Regions from separate parts of the Homo sapiens genome. Here region 2 is linked to region 1. A link is an interaction called in ENCODE POLR2A ChIA-PET data of the cell type or tissue named here. Cell type or tissue: MCF 10A. All regions are shown on one strand. Each heading gives the region's core, and the rest is flanking DNA. Links, peaks and the distances in the headings are about the cores only. Region 1 overlaps SLC38A4-AS1 (SLC38A4 antisense RNA 1). Region 2 overlaps SLC38A4-AS1 (SLC38A4 antisense RNA 1).

Region 1 (10,690 bases), core at 1,783-9,782:
TGATACTGATGCCCTCACCTAACCCAGCTGAGTTTCCCTGAAGGAAGAACTCTTAAAGGGTCCCACAAGTGAGAGGTGATGGGGGGATCCACATTTATTTCTTCACTCTCAGAATATTGGAATGAATTGCATTCTACATGCTAGAGGATGTTATCAATAGTTAATTTGATAAAATTAAGCCCTTTATATATAAAGAAGGTTCTTGGCAAGTCTTTTAAGTTTGATGAAAAAGTTTATTGAACTTAAAAGACTTGCCAAGAACCTACTTTATAAAGGGCTTAATTGTATCAAATTAACTGTCCTTACTAGTTGGCTAGTTATTTTGTAAGCAAATACTTAACAGTTATCCAACTAAAAGTGGACTTGCACATTTTTCTTTTACAAAAGACAAGGCTCCCAAGTTGTCTAACCTTTCCTGTGATGACTAGTGGCTGCCAGGATTATGCAGATATTTTCAGAAAAACGGATATGCTTAATGTCTTTTCAAGGTAAAGGTAACATTTTAATAGTGAATAAGAAAGTAACTGCTTTTCTAAATTAATTTGTTGCTTTGAAAATGGGTGTGCTAGCAGCTTCTGAGGTTGCCCCTGCTGATCTTCTCTTCCCGGTATCTATGTCCTTGTGTGATTCCCTGCCCTAGAATATGGACTGGACTTAGTAACTCTAATAAATAGGATTATGTAAAGAGTTACTTCTGAGATTATGTTACAGAAAGACTGAGACTTATATCTTATTCACCCTCTCTTACTCTCTCTTTATTGAGAAGCCCATGGCAAGGAACTACCACCTCTAGCCAACAGCTGACCAGGACCTGAGGCATGCCAACAGGCACGTGGGGGAACTTGGAAGCAGAGCCTCAGTCAATTTGGCCTTGAGCTGACTGGAAGGCCGGCCAACCCCTCAGTCACAGTTTTGTGGGAGACTCTGACCCAAAATAATGCAGCTAAGCCACTCCTGGGATCTGTGACCCACAGAAACTATGAGATAAGAAATGTCGGCTGGGCACGGTGGCTCATGCCTGTAAACCCAGCCGAGGCGGGCAGATCACGAGGTCAGGAGATCTTCCTGGCTAACACAGTGAAACCCCGTCTCTACTAAAAATACAAAAAATTAGCCAGGCATGGTGGTGGGTGCCTGTAGTGCCAGCTACTCGGGAGGCTGAGGCAAGAGAATGGCGTGAACCCGGGAGGCGGAGCTTGCAGTGAGCCGAGATCGCACCACTGCACTCCAGCCTGGGCGACAGAGCGAGACTCCGTCTCAAGAAAAAAAAAGAAAAGAAAAGAAATGTCTGTTGTTTTACCATACTAATTGTGGGGATGATTTGTTATGCAGCAAGAGATAACTCATACAATTGGGGAAATGTTTCCTCATCATTGATTTAATGGCTAAAAGTAATGTGACTGTGTCTCATTAAAAAAAAAAAAAAAAAACAAAACAAACAAAAAAACCTTTCCTATCTGCACATTAAAAAAAAGATGAGAAACAGAATTTTCTAGCCTGTGTCTAAATAATTCAGATTATGAATTTGAACCAACTACTAAAAATATTAAAATGCAACATCTTCCAAAGAGTTTACAAGAATGACTAAATGATATCAGGAAAAACAGAAAGTTATTAATTACATTTCAAGAAAAACCTAAGTACAGTGTTTAAGACTGAAAAAAAAAACTGCAAAAACTGCATTATGACTTAGTTATAATGCCAACAAACACTCCTTCAATCGGAACTGCACTTCACTATTTGTGAAGTGTCTTGATTTAATTAAAACTAGAAATCAAAATAAACTGAACTTAGAACCAGTCCTTTAAATTACCCCATCATAAAGTGTTAAATCAAATTTTTCAAAAACATATCTGCATTTTCAAACACATTATTCATTCTAATGTTTAAGAAAATTTTATAGGAGCAAAAACTAACATTATCTTTAAATATTTCCTATTTAATTACATCTGTGTGTATTTCCGAAGGGATATAAGAAACTAATCTGATAGTGTATATATAAAAATAAATATATGCAAATAAACACATATTTGAAGAGTATATGCTCAAGTTATTTTTACTGGTAGGTGTATGCAATTAAAAGAGTTTATATAGCCCTGACCTCAAAGACAATTCCAAATGCTTTCCCTCAGTTGGCACAACCTATCTTTTTAGTCCTGGTCTTAGAGCCACTTGCAATTCTCAGGACACGATTGACTGAGCTTAGAAGCAGATCCTGTTGCAGAAGTCCCTTTCTACACCACTACTCCTATACCCACTCCCAAGTCCATGGAAGAATTCCTCCTCATATTTCAACGCCTAGCTTACTTGTCAAACAATTCATAACATTTCCTCCCTCCTTCCCCTCCTTTCACCTCTTAATGCTCTCAAAGTTCCTTTTTAACCCTTTTATTACAGAACTTACCATCCTATGTTATATTTTAAGGATTTGTTTCTGTTCCATTTACCCTTAACAAACCAAGGGCTTTCTACAAAATTTGCTTAGTAGCAGGTAGTATGCTGAAAATGCTGTTGAATACATGAATTAATGGATGAACTAATTTTTTCAGAACTTTTTTCCTGTGGCTCAAACTATAGCAAGTTGAAAAGGGAATCTCCTGTCTTATTCCAGTCAGATATCTGTATATCTCACCACCAACATTTAACTTAATAATTATTTTTCCAAAAAAAATTAAAAATTAATTTAAGTAACAGATTCAGCATTTCTGAGCAGATTTCTTACAACCGTGTAAGCAGCAATATCCTATGGTAAGGAGCCAGACTGTGTCAGGTTAAATCCACCTTTGGCACCTATTAACTCTGTAATATTGGATATATTAAATATCCTCATTGCACCTCCATTTCCTCATCTGGTAAAATGGGGAAAATAAGATATGGCACAGACCTTATCTTATTAAAGGTCCATAAATGTTGCTTGTTATCCTGTTGACGTTTTGCAGATGTATTAAATAAATATTAAGTGCTAAATATACTCCCAGACTAAGCCTCCCTGGACCTCCAGTGAATGCACACAGCACACACAGAGATAAGCATGTTAAGGACAGGAGCTCTGTCTACTTTTATTTTCATTGTAGCCCTAGAACCTGGCACATAATAGGTGCTCAATTACTGTTTGTTGATTGATTTCAGAATTCCCCATACATTTCTGCCTTATACAGATTTGAATCCACATTGTAGTTTCAGACTACCCTTTCCAAAAGCATTCTCAGGATGGCTATTGTCAGAATCAGGATGTGGAAAAACAGTTAATGTGGTTATGTTGCAGGAAAAGCTGAGAAGAAGACCTGAAAGGAAATGACAGTTCAATAAAGACCAACATTCTATCAGTAAAATAATGGGAAATGATTCATAAACGCAGTATTTACACACAAGTACAAAATGTTCTAGTACTTCAGAAAGTAAAGAAGGTTCATTTAAAAACAAACAACAACCTTGGCAGACTCTAACATAGAATTAAAAACTTTTAAAAATTAAACCAATTCTATTGTCAGAATTCTTTTGATTGTCAGCAGACTAGAACAAGATTAACTAGTATAAGAAAGAAATTGTACGGTGTCACATAGGTGCCAAATTTAGAAGACTGTCTCGCCAACTTAAAGGTCTCTTCAGGTGGGCCCGTCCATCTCTCTACCCCTTTCTCCACACATCTGTTCATCCCTCTGACTCCAGCCTCTCTCTAGATTTTTAGTTTTTTATCTCTTACTACGGGCAAGTTTCCTTGATTTGGCAGTGGAAAAAAAAAGGGGGAGAAAGGCTGCAAATGACTGCAAGCAAACTGCATCCCAGCTCACTGGCCAGAGGTGAAAGGTTTCCTTTCCTCTTAGCTGCATATAGGGTGGGAAGGGATGCTGGGAAGACCGGACAATGTGCATCCACCACATCCAAAAAGGAAAACATGCTCAGAATTCTACTACCACACACAAACTACATCTCATCTTCACACTTCCTTCCAACATTAATGAATAACTTTTAATTACTATCCTGGTACATATTTTTTCTTTTGGCTTTTTGTCTTAAGCATTTTACCTGTTCCTCCAGAGGCTTTATAATGACCAGATTTAAGTGTCTAAAAGTCATTATGCAATAATTCACCTATCATTTCCTTAATGATTAAAATTTATGTAATTTCCAGATATAGCTACATTTAAAATACATTATAATTATTCTCCTCTTACCTGAAACATGTTACTTTAAAAAAGTATCTCCTTAAGATAATTCTCAGAAATTGAAATAATGGGTGCAATGTTAAGAACATTTATATAGATCTGGTTCTTAGGATACATTATCAAATTTTTGTTCAAAAAGTTGTATTAAATTTCAGTGTCTCCACAATACATACGTGCTGCAGCATCACCATATCTTCATCAGCAGTGAGAATCATATGCAGATAAACGTTTAAGTCATGGTTCCTAAACATTCTCACTAGCTCAGAATGCCGTCATTAATCCTACTACACTTATGGCCTGACCTCCTCACCTGGGAAGACACAGGAAACTGCCAAGCATAGTTCTAGCACACAGTAGGCACTCACTAAAAGTTAGATAAAATTTCAACTGAATGTATTATGTTCCTATTCATGTTTCCAGGGAAGATCAGCTTTTGAAATGTTAGCTTTGATCATACTAACTATAGAAAAAAGATAAGCAAAAAAATATATATCTTCTGGTTACTTCTATGAAAACCTAAGACAGAAGACACAGGACTTACCTTTTTATCTGTCTACTCCCTTGATCTTCTCTTATCTCTGTTTTGGCAGAAAGGACAAATAAATCTGAGGGTTTTGTATTTTTTTTACACAGAAGCATAATGCAATTAGCACTGGTCCTTTTTAAAGACTGTTGTATTTTTAAAGATTAACCAAGCCTACCGTTGCTTAATTAATGTTGTGGGTCAAAACCCTGGATGCCCATCAGAATGACCTGTAGTGGGATTTTAAAATGTAGATATCTAAACCTCTTCCCAAATCCTCTGGTTTAGAATCTCCAACAGGTGGAGCCAGGTATTTGTAATTTTTTAAATCTCCACGAGTGATTCTGACACACAGCCATGGTTTGAGAACCAAATAAATCAACCAGTAATGAGGCATGAGTATTAATGTCAGTTATTCTTAGCCCTTCAATTTAAATTGCAAGCTAAATTTATTAGGGTTTTTTCCTTCTCCCTTTCTGCTGTTTCATGTGTCCATGTGGAGAAGGTTCCACAATAGCAATACTCCCCTCTCTCAACCAGTGCGATTGCTCAGCACCTCTGCCTGCCCTCTGCAGACCAGCCTGCAGCACCCATTCTGTCCCCCTACCCCAGGAAGCCTGTAGTTCTTTAGGTTTCCAATGACTGGCAACTGGGGATGTCCTCTTACTGCCTGACTGAAGGACTGGCAAGTCCCCTGAGCTAACACATCCATGCCACATTCTCCAGAATCCACTGACCTCTGGGACCCTCTCTCAATCTCCTTGTCAGCAACTGGGCCAGGAAAAGCGTGCTTATTTCTTGGGCTCCCTCAAACCCCACCTCTAGTTGTCTGTCTATGCATTTCATCTTCCTCGCTAGACAACATGCTCATTGAGGGCAAGTTTGCATATCTCTCCCTATGGTTTGTAAGGCTCAGAGCTTAGCACATACAGATACCAGACAGGTACGTGAAGAGCAAACATGGGCAGAAAACTGAGGTCCAATCTACACCTACGCCATGCCAAACACCACGTGAAGCCTTTATCTACCTTAGTTCATGCTACCCATACACACTCCTATGAGATAGGATTTAACATTCCCAAATTGCAGGCAAGAATAGAAATGGTCATCAAATGAAGTTCAGTCCATCAAAGACTATAGGCAAGAGCATTAAAAAAGTGGGATTGCATTGCTCTTTTTCTACCTGCTGCCTAGTTTTCTTGAGATAATTTACTGTAAGCACATAGCCGGAAGTCCACATATCCCTTATATGACAGACATGTAGTTATCTAGAGATGTGTTCTCTGTTGGAAATTGTCTAATTGATGAGATCTGACCCAGACAAGTGTTTTCTTTCGATGTTGTTCATTATCATGCAATCTTGGTATTTTAAATAGGATTATGCCGTTTGGGCTGGGCACTTAAAATTTCCCTAAGGGCCAAGGCTGAGTAATTTTCAGGTAATGAGCTTTAATGTCCAAGGAAAGAGACATCCTGAATCACCTTCTGAACCTGTGCCATGAATCTGCTGTAAAACTCAGTATCAGTAGTTCTAGAACCTCACATAATTGATCTTGTGACTTGAAATTGAATCACTTTCAAGGTTTCTTCCAAAGTGGTTTTGCCCTCCTGAACCATACTCTATTACAGCTACACTTATCCAGTCAGCTGAAGAAAAAGAAAATGATAATTCTCTGGTGTTCCTGCCTTTGTTGAGCAGCCTTTAAAGTCACTCTGAGCCCATTTCACCCTCAAGAGCAGAGGCACGCCAGAGGCAAACTCTCCCAGCCTGGAAAAAAAAAAAAAACACTTAGGTAAAATGCAGAGGAAAAGGAGATCTTACTGCTCGTGAGCCAGACTTAGGGATTCAGTCTTTCATACTCCAGGGGCTCTGAGTCACTGTGCTGTGGAAGTGATCTGAGTTATATAAATCCTTGTGCACATCACCAGAGAGAGACTCTATGTCAGTGTGCAATATTAGTGTGCAAAGTATAGTAAAATCTGTGAAGCCAGACCCCACTAGTTCAAAACTAGGGATCATAAAACCTTATACCTGGCACTATCTCCTGTTACAGATGAGTAAACAGGCTCATAGAAGTTGAGTGACTTGCCGGAAACCACATGGGTATTGAGTAGCAGGACAGTAGTTTGAAGGTAGTTCTCCAGAATTTAAGTCCAGTGCTCTGTTTTTAAAGAATATTTCCTGTAAATGCAGGGAAAGCTGAAATTTAACTTTATTCTAAGAAAAATATCACTTATAATCTAAAAAAGCCTAACTGAGGATATAGGTGAGGGTAAGCAGAAAGAGATATGTTTTTCCTACTTAAAAGAGATTACTGGGCTTGAGGAAGAAGTAGGAGGTAAGAATTAGAGGTCCACTCTTGAATTTATCAGCTGGGTAATTGAGGGGAAGTTAGTTGACTTTCTAGTTGTGAATGTCCAGTTTTTGACCTATAAAATGGACCTACTCACAGGGTTATTACAATTATTAAATGAAAGAGTACAGATAAACTAGCTGAAACTTAGCAGGTGCTCAATAAATGTTGCTACTCTTCCTTGAAACAGCTATAAATTAACACATTATTCTTATCCATTCAGTAGAGAGCTCTCCCAAGGACTCTTACTTCATGTTTTTTGGCCTTTTATTGGGTCTACTTATTGGCTTAATTGTTTATTGTCTGCTTCCTCCTACTAGAAGGTAAGCTAAAAGATAGCAGGCCTTTTTCTATCCAGTTCCACTCTTTATTCTCAGTTCGTAGGACAGGACTTGACCGATAGTGACAATTAGAAAAATTTGCCAGGCCAGGCACGATGGCTCATGCCTGCAATCTCAGCACTTTGGAAGGATGAAGCAGGCGGATTGCTTAAGTTCAGGAGTTCAAGACCAGCCTGGGCAACATGGCGAAACCCTGTCTCTACAAAAAATACAAAAATTAGCTGGGCTTGGTGGCACATGCCTGTTAGTCTCAGCTACTTGGGAGGTTGAGGCAGGAGGATCATCTGAGTCTGGGAGGTGGAAGTTGCAGTGAGCCAAGATCACACCACTGTACTCCAGCCTGGATGACAGAGCCAGACCCTGCTTCAAAAAGAAAAAAAAGAAAGAAAGAGAGGAGAAAGAAAATAAAAAAATAAAGAGAGAGAGGGAGGGAGGGAGGGAGGGGGGGGAAGGGAGGGAGGGAGGGAAGGAAGGAAGGAAGGAAGGAGGCAGGGAGGGAGGGAGGGAGGGAAGGAGGGAGGGAGGGAAGGAAGGGAGGGGAAAGAAAGAAAGAGAAAAGGAAAGAAAGAAAGAAAGAAAGAAAGAAAGAAAGAAAGAAAGAAAGAAAGGAAAGAGGAAAAAGAAAGAAAGAGAGAGAAAAAAGGAAGAGAAAGCAAGCAAGCTTTGCCAAGTAACATAAAAGAATTAACAGCTTCATAGGGAGAAGTGAACCCACTTCCCCCACCATAATCCTTTTAAGAAAAGAAGATTTCACTAATTCTTTTATCCTAAATTTTTCCTGTGTACAGAACATGGTTTTATGCATATTTTAACTTATGTATGTATATGCATATATATCCAATATCAAAATAAAGTATATACCCTTTATGAGGTAGTTGTTGTCACTGAAGAAAGAATAGATACTTGGGGAGAAACAAAGAGAAGCTCAATATTAATCTACAAATGTCTTACTTCTTTTACATTAAAAATGATAGACAAAGTCAAACAAGAGCTAATTTAATCAGAGGGGTAGAAACTGTGTGGGAAAATGGCATTGATACAGAAGAAATAGAAGCTGACCCTGTCCTAACAAATTTATGAAGTAAATAGTCCTATTCCAAGTTTACAAATTGGGGAATTGAGGCTTAGCAACTTGTCTAAGATCAAGTAGGCAGCAAGCAGCTGGACCAGGTGGGGAAGTGAGGACAGGGGTTTAGCCATTTAGACCCAACTCATGCCTGGAGGACTCAGCTTGATTTCCCAGCAGATCAGATTACCATTAGCAGAATTCCCAGTGTATCTGCCTCTGGAAAAACCTATATGATCATCATTATTAGAGCAGTGTCATTCCCCAGAGGAGTGAGATCGCTGAATGTCCTTTAGACAAATGATGTATTTGTGACTCATTGCCCTATTATAAATAAAAACACTGTGTTAGCCAATTTTCACCCAGTTATGGTCATTAATAACCCCAAAAAATCTCACTGGCTTTTTAACAACCAAGGTTTACTTCGCATTCACATTTCATGTGTTGGCCATGACTGTGCTCCACATGGCTTTTTCTTTCAGGATCCAGGCTTGAAGAAAGAACTCCTCCGGGGAACATGCTGAACTTGTGGCAGGGGGAAAGCAGAGTGCCAACTGCCATGGCCCTTAAAGCATTTGCCTGGAACTTCTACTCAGACATGGCTTACATCACGTCCTTTCACTCCATTGGCCAAAGCAAGTCACATGGCCAAGTGAGAAGGATAGATAGAGTCCTTCCTCAGGGAATTACTATAAATCGTATGGCTACCTTGCTACCAGCAGGCATTATACAACCTTTAAAGGGTACAGTGAGTAGTTGTGAAAAATACTGTAATACAATATTCCATGGATACCATGTTCTCTGCTTTTGTAATCAACAGGTAGGGTTTCTGTTTTCGTTTCCAACAAACATACTAACACTTGCTTTTTATCATTTCCATAAATTATTTGTTTCAGAGGCAACAGGCTGCTGGAGAAAGTATTTAAATATTCCCTGAAGTTCCCAGAAACTTTCCTTTTCTGGGGGAAATGCAACAAATACTAAACATTCATGACCCATTCTAATATTGTTCTTCCAAAATTATCATGGCCACACCAGGCTGATTTAAATACATTATTGTAGACCCTTAGATTTTTGCTATGTAGTAATACTTCAAAGGAAACAAACAGCATAAATGCCCAGAGTGGGTTCATTTTGTTAAACAATGGTTTCGAATTTTCCCATTGTGGGTATTACAGTCTAAGTAGAAGGAAATTCAATTAGAAGTGTCTGTGCTTTATCTAATGCTCAGCTGTCACCATCTTGAAATTCTTCATAGTTTTTGAACAAATGATCCACATTTTCATTTCGCACTGGACTCCGCAAATTATATAGACAGTCTGGCTTAGAATAGATATTCCCTCTTCTGGAACATTTCCCAATACTTCCGGCGAAACCAGGTACCTCTCCTAGGTGCTCACATAAGGCCCTGTGACTATGGCCCTTGACGCCCTTTACTGAAATTTATAGACTGTCTTCCCGTCTGGCCCGTGTGTTCCTTGAAAGCAGGAACAATGACTAATTCAGCATTGTATTTTCAGCATATACTATGCAACAAATATTTGATGAATAAATTAGTATCAGACATTAGTGTACCTTTGTAAAATTCCCAGTTTGTGAAACTTTTTCTCTGGCAGCTGAAAAACTGCTCATTGCTGCTCTGGTGTTTTTCCTGTGCTCTTTGCCAGGCACTGCCAAGTAAACTGACAGCAGCAGAGTGCCATTTTCCTACACCGTCAGGCTGCTGTGACTTTCCCTAGAGGGACCTGAGCCTTCAGCTGGAGTCTCACATCACTTGGATCTGTCCCCCAGATTGACTTTTTTCCTCCCATACAATATAGAAAATCACATACAGTATTTCACTTATGTTTAATACTTGAAATCTGTGGCTACTGCCAAAAGCATAGGACAAATGCAAATTACCATAGTCCAAAGGAAAAACTAGAAATTTACAAAGAATGCATTTTTTCACATCCCACACAGTAATTAATGGGTCTATTTTCAATTAATAAGGTATTTCTGATGCACGAGAACTAAGTTCAAAATAAATTTCAGCAAACCATAAAAGGATCTACATCTCTTTATATATACTTATCTTTGAATAAAAATAAACTGGAGCATGCGTTACTCATGTAAAAACAAATCTGGACAGTTAACCAATAGCCAAGTTGGGGAAAATATCTGTAAAATCAGCACTCTGTAGACAGACGTATGCAGTACGGTAAAGCACACAGACTTGAAGTACAAACATCTGTGAGTTC
Region 2 (10,690 bases), core at 840-8,839, 51 kb after region 1:
TGAAAATTAGCTGGGCATGGTGGTGCATGCCTGTAATCCCAGCTACTTGGGAGGCTAAGGCAGGAGAATCACTTGAACCTGGGAGGCGGAGGTTGCAGTGAGCCGAGATCACGCCACTGCACTCCAGCCTGGCAACAGAGCGAGGCTCCATCTCAAAAATAAATAAAAATTAATTAATTAATTAATTAATTGCCTCCCTAGACTCCCTCCTATGTCCCTTTCCAGGAGCTTCATATTATAATCTATGTTATATAATCACAGGTTTACTTATTTTATATAAGCTGGGTTTGTTCACTGCCATATTGGCAGCACCTATAACACTATCTGGCACATAGTAGGAAGTCAAGTATTTATGGAGCGATCTAGGGAAGGAATCCTAAGTCCTGGAAACTGAACAGAGTATGGGCACGTAACCAGCCTTCAATGTTTGCTTCAGAGAAGGCGAAGTTCTCAGAATACAAGTGGACAGTGCTAGGGACATTCTGTACACCCTATTTATATTAGGCTGGAAAGACCGCTCCCTGTCCCAGGGTAAGGTAGGACACAGCCGCCACAGTATCTCTGAAAAGATTCTACAATACCATAGAAACTTTTAAGTAACATCTGTTTGGTGCCCTAAACAGAGATGTATGAAAACACATTTCTATGAAGATGAAAAAAATTCAAAAACGAATAGGCTAAAATGAAAACAGAAAAGAACATGAAGCCACTGGAATAAGAAAAAAACACAAGGAAAAACAAAATGCCATACCAGAATTAAAGTACTCCTTTCAAGCAGTAAAGACCATTTGTACTGCAGAAAATCAATTGTGATGTGGACAGATAACTTGAGTAGCTCCTTTAAAATGCATAAAGGTGAAAAAAATACATAAACAAGATTAAAGGAAATTTCCCAGGGGTCTCACACCTGTAATCCCAGCACTTTGGGAAGCTGAGGCGGGTGGATCACCTGAGATCGGGAGTTCAAGACCCACCTGACCAACATGGAGAAACCCCGTCTCTACTAAAAATACAAAATTAGCCGGGCATGGTGGCGCCTGCCTGTAATCCCAGCTACTCAGGAGGCTGAGGCAGGAGAATCGCTTGAACCCAGGAGGCGGAGGTTGCAGTGAGCTGAGATCATGCCATTGCACACCAGCCTGGGCAACAAGAGCGAAATACCATCTCAAAAAAGAAAAAAAAAAAAGAAATTTCCCAATATATTAATGTCAGCATCTTCAGTGATTTTCCTGTTTATATATTTCTTCTATTCTAAACTTTTAATAATATACATATAAATCACAATAATCAAAGAGAAAAATGGAAAGTAATAATTTTATATACCTTAAACTGCTTATTCCTAGTTTCTATTTTGTGAGAGGAAAACTATTTCCTAGCCCCTTGTCCTCCTTACAGCCCAGCAATGTCATTCCTCCCCACAGCACTCAAGTACCTAAAAACTCATTCTACTGGAAATTATTGAAGGATCTGGCTTTTTCAATATGACTAGATCTAAGGAAGGTCCCAAAACTTTGGGTGAAATTAGAAGCACTGAGAAACAAACATGAAGCTGAGGACACTGTTTTCTTTATATTTCTCTACCTCTCACAGTGATGGGGACACAACCATTTTGTTAAAATGCCTGTTAGGATGGAGAGTGCCAATTTCCACTTACAAATACATATTTTGCGTATGGGATAACAAAATGTTCATAGGCTACTGAGACTATGTGTACATTAGAGTTCTGATGGGAAATCGGCCTATAATCCCATATCCTTAATGCAGTGGACTTAGCTGCTTCAGGAATACTTCCAAGACTGCAGCTAGGGTTTTTAAACCTCAGTCGGCTTTGCTGGCATGTGTGCTATTTCTTTCCCTCCTTCCCCAAATTTGCAAGCTCGTTTCTTCTTAAATTCTGCATTAGATGATGCATGAATGCGTTTTATTTCCTCAATGGAAATGTAGATGCTGCACAGCTGTTAAGACTTTAAATCACCAGGTGGTACTTGGAAGCAGGAACTAAAATGGTGTTGCCAGGGTAACCACACATTCTTCCAGCTATGGGAAGAGCTGCCATGTTTTCTATGCTCTAGGGAATATATGTTATTTTAAAAATTGGCTTAGTGCATATGACTATTTACTATTTAAAAAGAATACCCATTTCTTCACAAACCAGTGAAATGCTTTTTGATTACTCATATGCCTGAAAAAAACATAATATTTTATCTTTTCAGGGCATCAGTCCTCATCTTTCTTTGCCAATAGAATTTTAAAGATCCAGTAATAACTAATATTTTATGCTACCCATAATATACTAGTACATCTCATTTTACACCTTACATAGATTCACTTCAAATATGCAATCAGAGCTTACCATTTAAAGAAGTACCATTGTGAATTCTGTAAGGAAATGCATTTACAGAATGTATTTATCGGTTATGAAAATCCTTACTGCCATTCATAGTAAAATCTGAGAGGTAGAGGTGAATCGTCTGAGATTCCCAAAGTTCCACTGGAGTTGACAAACCTTTAGGGTGGTTTGAGACCATACAGACAAGAAAGCAGCAGTCCCACAACACCCAAAACAAAGCAAAAAGAAGTCAATGACACAAATATTCTTATATCTATCCTTCCTTCCTCCCTTCTTCCTTACTTCCCTCCTTCCTTCCTTCTCTCCTTGCTATCATCCTTTCTCCCTTCCTTCCATCCTTTCTTCCTTCTTTTAACATCTATTTACTGAGCTCTTACTTGGCACTAGGAACCGTGGCAGGTACTGGGAGACTTTCTGTAGGGACTAGATCCAGCAGTAGAGGTGCAGATGATACAATAGGCTCATCTTCAACTGTACTAGATTTTGTTAAATTGTTTTCCAAAGTGGTGATGTCAGTGAAATTCTCCCATGAGCAGTGCATAAAATTTATTTGCTCTACATCCTCACCAATACTTGATCTCTGGGGAATGTAAAATCCTACTTTCTGGTGGTTTTAATTTTGTGTTTCCCTGATCACTATGTTTATGGTTATTGGCCATTCAGGTTTTCTTTTCTGTCCACTGCCTGTTTATATCCTTTACCCATTTTTCTATTGGGTTGTCTTTTCCTCATTGATTTATAGGGGTTCTTTATACACAGTGTGTATAAAATTTTTTATATGTTTAAATCTCTTTCTCACTTTTCACTTCTTTAGGTATTGTTTAACATCAGAAATTTCTAATTTTAACACAGTCAAGTTTATCCATCTTTTTCTTTAATGTTTATGTTTTTGTACATTGTTTAAGAAATTCTTAGGTATTCAAAGGTGATACAAGATTTCCTTTCAGATGTTTAAAAATTATACTTTTCACATTTAGGTCTTCAACCTACCTGTGATTAATTTTTGTACAAGGCATGATATAGGGATATAATTTTACTTTTTCCCATATGGATAACTAGTTGTACCAGAATCCATTACTGAATCATCAAACTCTTCTTCTATATTACTTCTTATATATAACAAGTTTCCATCTGTGTGTGGGTCTGTTTCCTAACTGTCCTTTCTGTCCCATCAGCATATATGTCTATGCCTTTGCCATCACTGCCCTTCCTTGATTACTATGGCTTCATAATAAGTCTTGAGATCTATTAATGTAAAAACCTGTACCTTGGTCTTCTTCAAAATTATCTTAACTATTTTTGGCCCTTTACTCTTTGTATAGAGTTTAGAACAGGCATGTTGAACTGCTACTATCACCATGGGTCTTTTATACTACAGATTATACAGCTGGATTTTTATATACAAAGGTTAATCAGAAAACACACAATCTGTTACTTGGGGGCTCTGTTAATTGGCTACAAAGTTGTATACACAAATTCTAAAAATGCATGAACTTTGAGCACATTTTATGAATTAAGCATTGTGCAGGGTACCTTGCATATATTAATTTAGATGGTCCTCCCAGAGATGTTGTAAGGTAGATAATATAATCCCAAATTTACAGGTGAAGACACTGAAGATCAGAGAAGTTGTGTGGAATGCCTAAGGAAGGTGTAGTAACCAGCAGTAAATGTTAAGGTAAAGATTCAATTCTAGATCTTTTCAGATTCCAAAGTTCTTGCTCCTTCTATAATATCATTTCAGACTACGCCAAAACCTTCTAGTTTAAAACAATAAACATAATGTGACTACTATTTGTATTGCATTTAGGTACTCTGCATTTAGGGATATTATTTACAAATTGTCATTTGCCCATATAGTGAACAATTCAGTCATTTATTTGAAAGGCATTAAATGCCTATACTATACTAGGCACTGGGTACTCTTAAAAGCAGCTCAAAATTGACCTGAATGTCAACACACTCTGAAAAAAAGTTAGAAAAGGTGAAAATGTCAAATTAGCTGGGGTTCAAGGTTCTCCAATTACTTTGAAAAGCTGCAGATGCACTACCATTAATTTTGCTTGAGGGTTGTTAATTCGTGTGTGTGTGTGTGTGTGTGTGTGTGTGTGTGTGTGTGTGGTCTGAGCTGAAAACCCAAAGAATTTTAAGTCATTTCAAAAGATTCTCTAAGTTAGGACAAATTCACAGGTAGCTACTAATTTAGGTATTTCCCAATTTAGGCCACATCACATGTACTACACTGAGACAGTCACGTGGGAAAGGCTACTCGGCAAAACCCCTACAGGCCTGCACACTGGGGTGGAGCCACAGAAGTCTGCAGGGAGGAGCCTGGCCCCTCCTCTTTCTGGGTGAAACCTGGGATTCAATCTGCAAGGCAGGAAGCCCAGGGGCAAGAAGCACACTCTTTCGCCTTGCTGATAGTCTCCCTTTCCCCTTGTCTTCCTTTTCACCCAATAAAACCCTGCCTTAGTCACCCTTTAAATTGTCTGCGAGCCTAAATTTTCAATGCCCTGTGACAAGAACCCCATCTTCAGCTGAACTAAGGAAAAGTCCCGCAACAACACTACATGTAATTAAGTGAGGAAAGGATGTCTTATAATTTTAGGACTGGTTAATCACATGGAAATTGTGAGGACACGTCTCATTTTTTAATCAATAAAAGGTAAAAAGTCGGGTTCTCTTCCTATATTCTTTGGGTAGCACAGTATGCGGATCTCTGAGCTTTAGTTTCCCAGGTTGCAGAAAAGGAGAAAATTTTAATGTCCATCTCAAAACATCATGATATTAAATGTGTAATGCATTCGAAAAAGTACTTTATAAACTATAATGTATTAAGTGCATGTTACTTACTGTCAGATAAAAATTTAATAATCGAAATAACTGTTTCTAGAGCCTATGTGTGAGCTAAAAAGCAGTTTGTACTCATTTCAGAATGGGAAAGACTCAGGGCAGGGAAAGGAAAATTAAAGATTTCTAAACAAAAATAAATAAGAACAAAACAACACAAGTTATTTCAAGTTTTCTTAAGAATCAGAATAAATATATTTGAGACAATAAAACTTCTCAGTGCCTTTTTACAGGTGGCATCCTCCTTGTAGGGCACAGAACAGTTATTACCTGATCAGCATCTTCCAAAGTTCAGGACCACTGAAACCATAATAGAAGAATCTTGGGAGCTAATGTCAAAGAATCATTTTTTGCTATGCTTGATTTAAGTCCAAACTTTAATGTGATTTTAATCTATTGCATATCCAATGAGGAATTTAACTGTGATAATACTGAAAAGAAATATTGGATGAGAAACAAGACAGGCCAAAACCCACAAATCTCCTGGGGCCACTCCTGACATGATTCTATGTCAATAGACTGGTTTTTAGCCAGAGGCTTTTCCGAGCATTCTGTCTTTCAGTTACAGATTGCAAACCATTGGAAATAAAATGCATCATCTTAAATTGCAAGAGCACATAGAAAAAAAGTAGCAACAGCATTACAGAAATATGATTTATAGCTAAAAGGGTGTGATATTCTGATGCCTTTCTCCTTGCTTTTAGACTCCTGTAAGGTTCAGCAGGACCTTAACCCTAAATTAAGTGGCTTCATAAAACCTCTGATAGAAAACAGTCTTGGACTGTCAGCAGGATGTTTGTGGATTATCTTAAGTAATAATTAACAATCAACCATTGGATTCAATGACAAAAAATACTGAACCATCTCTTCCCCAGTTCCAGCTATTGAAGTAGACTATGACTGAAAAACAAAAATAAACAACATATTTCCTGAGCTGAAGAACAGAAAGTAAAATTCAAAAACCTGTCTTCATGGCTACCACCTTCAATGTGCCATTTGTGTACTGTACCATGTCCTGGGGGGAGCGGGTGGTTAGGGCTGAAATCCAGCCTGTACTCCACTTATCAGGCCCTGCACCCTGGGATGGGGCTGTGTCAGCCAGAAGGAAGAGAGGTCTTCTAAGCAAAACGCTCCATGAGTCTGAAATGCTGCAACAGCACAAGGCTAATTGTCACAAAACCATTGTATAGACTAGCGGGCCCAGCCTGGCTGGCTCAATAGTGACTCTCTAAATGACTTATGGAAAATCACAACTTTTTCATTTCCTGCAAAGGAAGCCCTTCACATTGTTAAACTACCAATGTTTGTCAATCCACACAAAGACTACCATCCATCTCCTGCTGACGGGTAACATCAAGGGTCTTTCTCTCAAAATAGAAATAATAGAAACAATTGTTATACAGCAAGGTCCTGGCCTTTCTTTAATCAATGGCATTCACTCTGCCACACTTTCCTCACCTTCTTGTCCTCTAGCTTTAGCCACAGCTGGATGGAAGCTCTAGAAAACTTTTCACAAGATAGGATTAATCCCAAAGATCATTTTTCTTTTAAATTTAACTAGCTGTTTGCTGCTTCAGCCATCACTTGATGTTAGCCTCTCTGACATGACAAAGACAAAATTTGAGATTTGTTTGTTTGTTTAAGCTAACACTTGAGAAGTACTTAACATATGCCAGGCATGGTTCTAAGTGCTTCCTTTACAAGTTCAGACTTAACTAAATCTTCATGAGTTATTATTTATCTTTCACATTCATGAAATTAAAGCACACAGCTAGTAAAAAGCAGAAGCGAAATGAAACCAAACAGTCTGGATCCAGAGTCCATCATACCCAGACTGCTTTGCTGTAGGTACTGCCCTACAGCACAACAGGTACCTCTGAACAGTATGTTTGCCAATATTCCCATTTAGTGTATAATGCCCTAGGTTACAGCCTTTGGCAAATAAATGGTGTTGTCCTTGATGCCAGATATCATACCTAAATTTTTAAAAATTTACTGTAGAGCAAAATAAAATCAAAAGAGCATACTAAGATGCAATATTCTCAAGTAAGACCAGCTAAGAAGGCTTCCATTGTATTCAGCAGAAAACATAATTTCTGCAGACAAATTTAAAATATTTGAAAGCAAAATGAAATGTTCACCTTTAGCTCTCCACCTTCTAGGGCCAAGTGATGCAAAAATTCCATATTCCTAACAATAATATGAATTATCAAGGAAAACATTCATCATCTTTTCTCTTTAACTCTTTTTTGTAAATTTAAGTTACAAAGCAAAAAATTTCAAATCTTGGTTTTTTAAACAAGGGAGGGAGCCTTTTAACCAGGACTTACTCATGAAATTTATGCTTCAGAATCACAATGACTATCACTGCAGCTTCATTAATAAGAAGAAACTAGAATACTACTTCTTAGATATATATCTTCCTAATGTTTCTAAATGAAATTTCCGGGACAAAGGAACCTAATGATCATTAAACCAGTACTTCAGATGAACTTCTAATCATTGTCAAAGGCAAGTCTGTGTGAAAATACATATATGTGTCTATAAATATGTATGTTTCATATGGTTATAATGGGTATCCTCTAACATGAAACATACTGCAAATTATAGTCGACTTAGAATCAACTTTATGAAGTAACTAGGAATGACTAGTTAATTAACTAACTCTGGCTTCCCCAAAATTCTGAAAGTAGATTTTTAGCCTAATGGGTTAAAAACATAAGTACTAGGTACTTACTGAGAGCACATCTGGAATCACTTTATCTTGAAACTGTTGTATAATGAGGTGCTAACATAACCAACTATGGCTTGCCCCCCACTGAAATGTGTGTGTGTGTGTGTGTGTGTGTGTGTGTCCTGGACTTAACCCTCTTCCAGTAGCAAGTTCAAATTCCAGAACAGTTTGTCCAAGGATCATGTTGGCAGGAATGTGCTTGTCTTGGAAACTTGTGGACCAAAATATGTTCATCCTTAAGAAAAGCACATCCTGCAGATAACAGTGACTGGCCAATCAGTGTTGTCACGTCACAGAACTGTGGGTTCTCATTTTCTTGCCCTCTTTCCAATATCCAGCCCATATTCAGCACTGCTTGTGTAACAAAAGGCAATAAGGAAGAAGTTGTAACAAATCCTAACAGCAAACAGACCAAGACTTGGGGAGTTGCAATCTGGGAAGCTGAGGGTCAATATTTCATAGTGTCATTGATGAAGCCTGTGAATTTACCACAGATTTTACGGTTGTCAGTTCACAAACTTTCTGGTGAAAACAGACTTCTATAATAATAATAATTGGATTGACTAATTTCCATGACAGGACATGAGTAGAATGAAGAGGCAGATGATCTGGGTTCTACCTCCAATCCAGCCACTAATCAGCAATTCAACCAGCAATAAGTCATTTTCCTGTCTGGCCTCAGATGCATTCATCCATAAAAAAAGAACTGTCAGATAATCTCTAAAATCCTTTCCAGTTTACATATATTTTATGACAAAGTTTTTTACCTAACCTCAAATATGTGTGTGTATGCTCATACACACACACACCCACACAGAGAGAGAATGAATCCAGACAATCTATCGAAGATTAAACCAGGCATGAAAATCCAGATGCTGCTGTACACTTTACAGACGATTCTTTAGTTATCATTTCTTCCTCATACAAGAGTGTGAGGGGCTCACTGAGACAGGTCTTGAGTTCCCCTCACTTGTACCTTTTAGTCTCTCTCATTTCCTCTTTTCTTAACCACTGTCACACCAAAAGAGGTACAGTATGGTGCATAAGTTTGCAAAACTATAAAATGATACCATTCTTTGATTCTTCATTCTTCGATGCCATTCTCAACCTTTTGCACTTGGAGAAACATAGCTATTTTCACTTTTAAATGTCATTTATATTAGCATATTGTGAGTTGGTTATTACTTTTAAATACATTGACTATCTTTTAAGTTTTTAGTCTTAATTTCTACTATAAATATCAACACATATAGTCCACATAAACAAAACTCTTTGTGGTCCTCAATACTTTTTAAGACTGCAAGGGGGTCCTGAGACCAAAAGTTTGAGAATTGCTAATGTAGTAGTTAAGAGGACAAACTCCAGATCCAGCTGCCTGAGTTAAAATGTCACTTCTATCACTTAACAGTGGTGTGACATTGAGTACAGTCGCTTAGTCACACAGTTGTTCTGTGCCTCAGTTGGGGATAATAACGATAATAGTACTGACCCCATAGGGTCATCATAAGGCTTAAATGAACTGATATATGCACCATGCTTAGAAGTGTTGTGAGCCATCATTCTCTTTGGCGCTATTCACCTACCTCCATTCCCCGTGGTTTGCTTGGTTTGGTTTGATTTGGTCTGGTCTTACTACTGCTGCCTCTCCGTTTGACTGGCAAAGTGTGACTGGCACTGCTTCACCAGGGGCTAAAGGCATAGCTGACGAGGCTCCTTCATAACCACAGCCACAAGTTCGCACTCCAGTGCTGCAGCACCCAGCTGTACTTTGAATTTGCCCTTCAGAGAGGCTCCATCAGCAAAAGTCAACTGGAAAATCAAAGCAAGCAATGCTAAGTTTTTTAAAAACACGCTATGTCAGATGAATTAGAATGTAAAGTAGAAACTCTAGCCTTCGGAATAAATCAATGAGAGGAAGGAAGTAGAGACAAAATGCAAGCAATTACATTCATTCCTTAAAAGAAAAGGTGGTATCTGCCCAAGCTCCCTCCAATTTGAACTATGTTTTCACAGCCTTCCATCTCCTTTTTAAAATCTCTCTTCAACATCCCAGAGCAGCCTCCTCCCACCTGGCCAAGAACCCTCAGGCCATCAACTTGCTTAAAAAAATATGATGGCCCAGATTCTGATCACGTGCACATGACTGACGGCCATTGGATCTTCCCAGGGAGTACTGAAGTTTTATGAGTATTATGATCATAATCCCCTGCATTTATATTAGTTTTCTTTCTAATCTATATTTTCACATAAATTTTTCTTTAATTCTTGGCACTCAGCATGCTGTTATTCCTATTTAACGGTTTAAAAAACTGAGGCTCAGAGAAGCTAGCAAACTTGTCCTAAGTCCCAAAACTTTGAATCAACGGAACTGAAACTGGAGTATAAATGAAATGGGAAAATTTTTAACGACTGAAGGACTGGGGGAAATGCACACAGCAGGGAGGGGCAGGCATGCTGCGGGGAGGCGGAACTAAGCTATTTTTGTCAGGGGGTTACTTAAGCAAATCTGCTCTACTGTGGAAATAACCTCAACTAACTCCCCCTGAGTTTTACACAGCCTCTTTATTGCCTCCACAGCTCAAAACTATACATTCTCTAATTCTAAGACTTATTTTTATTATTTTTAAATACTAATTTGTTCATACAATGGATATCCAGGTGGTACTGTTCTTAAGAGGATTTTAAAGAAGGTACACCCAGTATGTTTTATATTTAACCTATGGCTGCTTCTCAAGAGTGTTTGTAAATTGAGAACT

Evidence for each region. Peaks named below come from ENCODE experiments on the same cell type or tissue, not always from the same donor. Only the 100,000 strongest peaks of a DNase experiment are listed, where the experiment ranks them.
Region 2: POLR2A ChIA-PET joins it to region 1 with 14 read pairs; 17 of 35 experiments call an interaction of 5 or more read pairs at or near these places.

What each region holds. Positions count from the first base shown.
Region 1 is chr12:46,438,379-46,449,068 of GRCh38, reverse strand. All of the region lies in intron 2 of SLC38A4-AS1 (SLC38A4 antisense RNA 1), which reads right to left. All of the region lies in intron 1 of LOC124902923 (a long non-coding RNA gene), which reads left to right. Among named protein-coding and RNA genes, the nearest start is that of SLC38A4-AS1, 60 kb to the right of the region's middle. In MCF 10A, for the core only: no CTCF peak of the experiment used is centred there; a DNase peak (open chromatin) is centred at 6,168.
Region 2 is chr12:46,386,800-46,397,489 of GRCh38, reverse strand. It overlaps SLC38A4-AS1 (SLC38A4 antisense RNA 1), which reads right to left. Exons shown (of 4, transcript NR_125380.1): 2 at 9,518-9,743. Among named protein-coding and RNA genes, the nearest start is that of SLC38A4-AS1, 8.5 kb to the right of the region's middle. RefSeq lists an enhancer at 1,714-2,215. In MCF 10A, for the core only: no CTCF peak of the experiment used is centred there; a DNase peak (open chromatin) is centred at 4,649.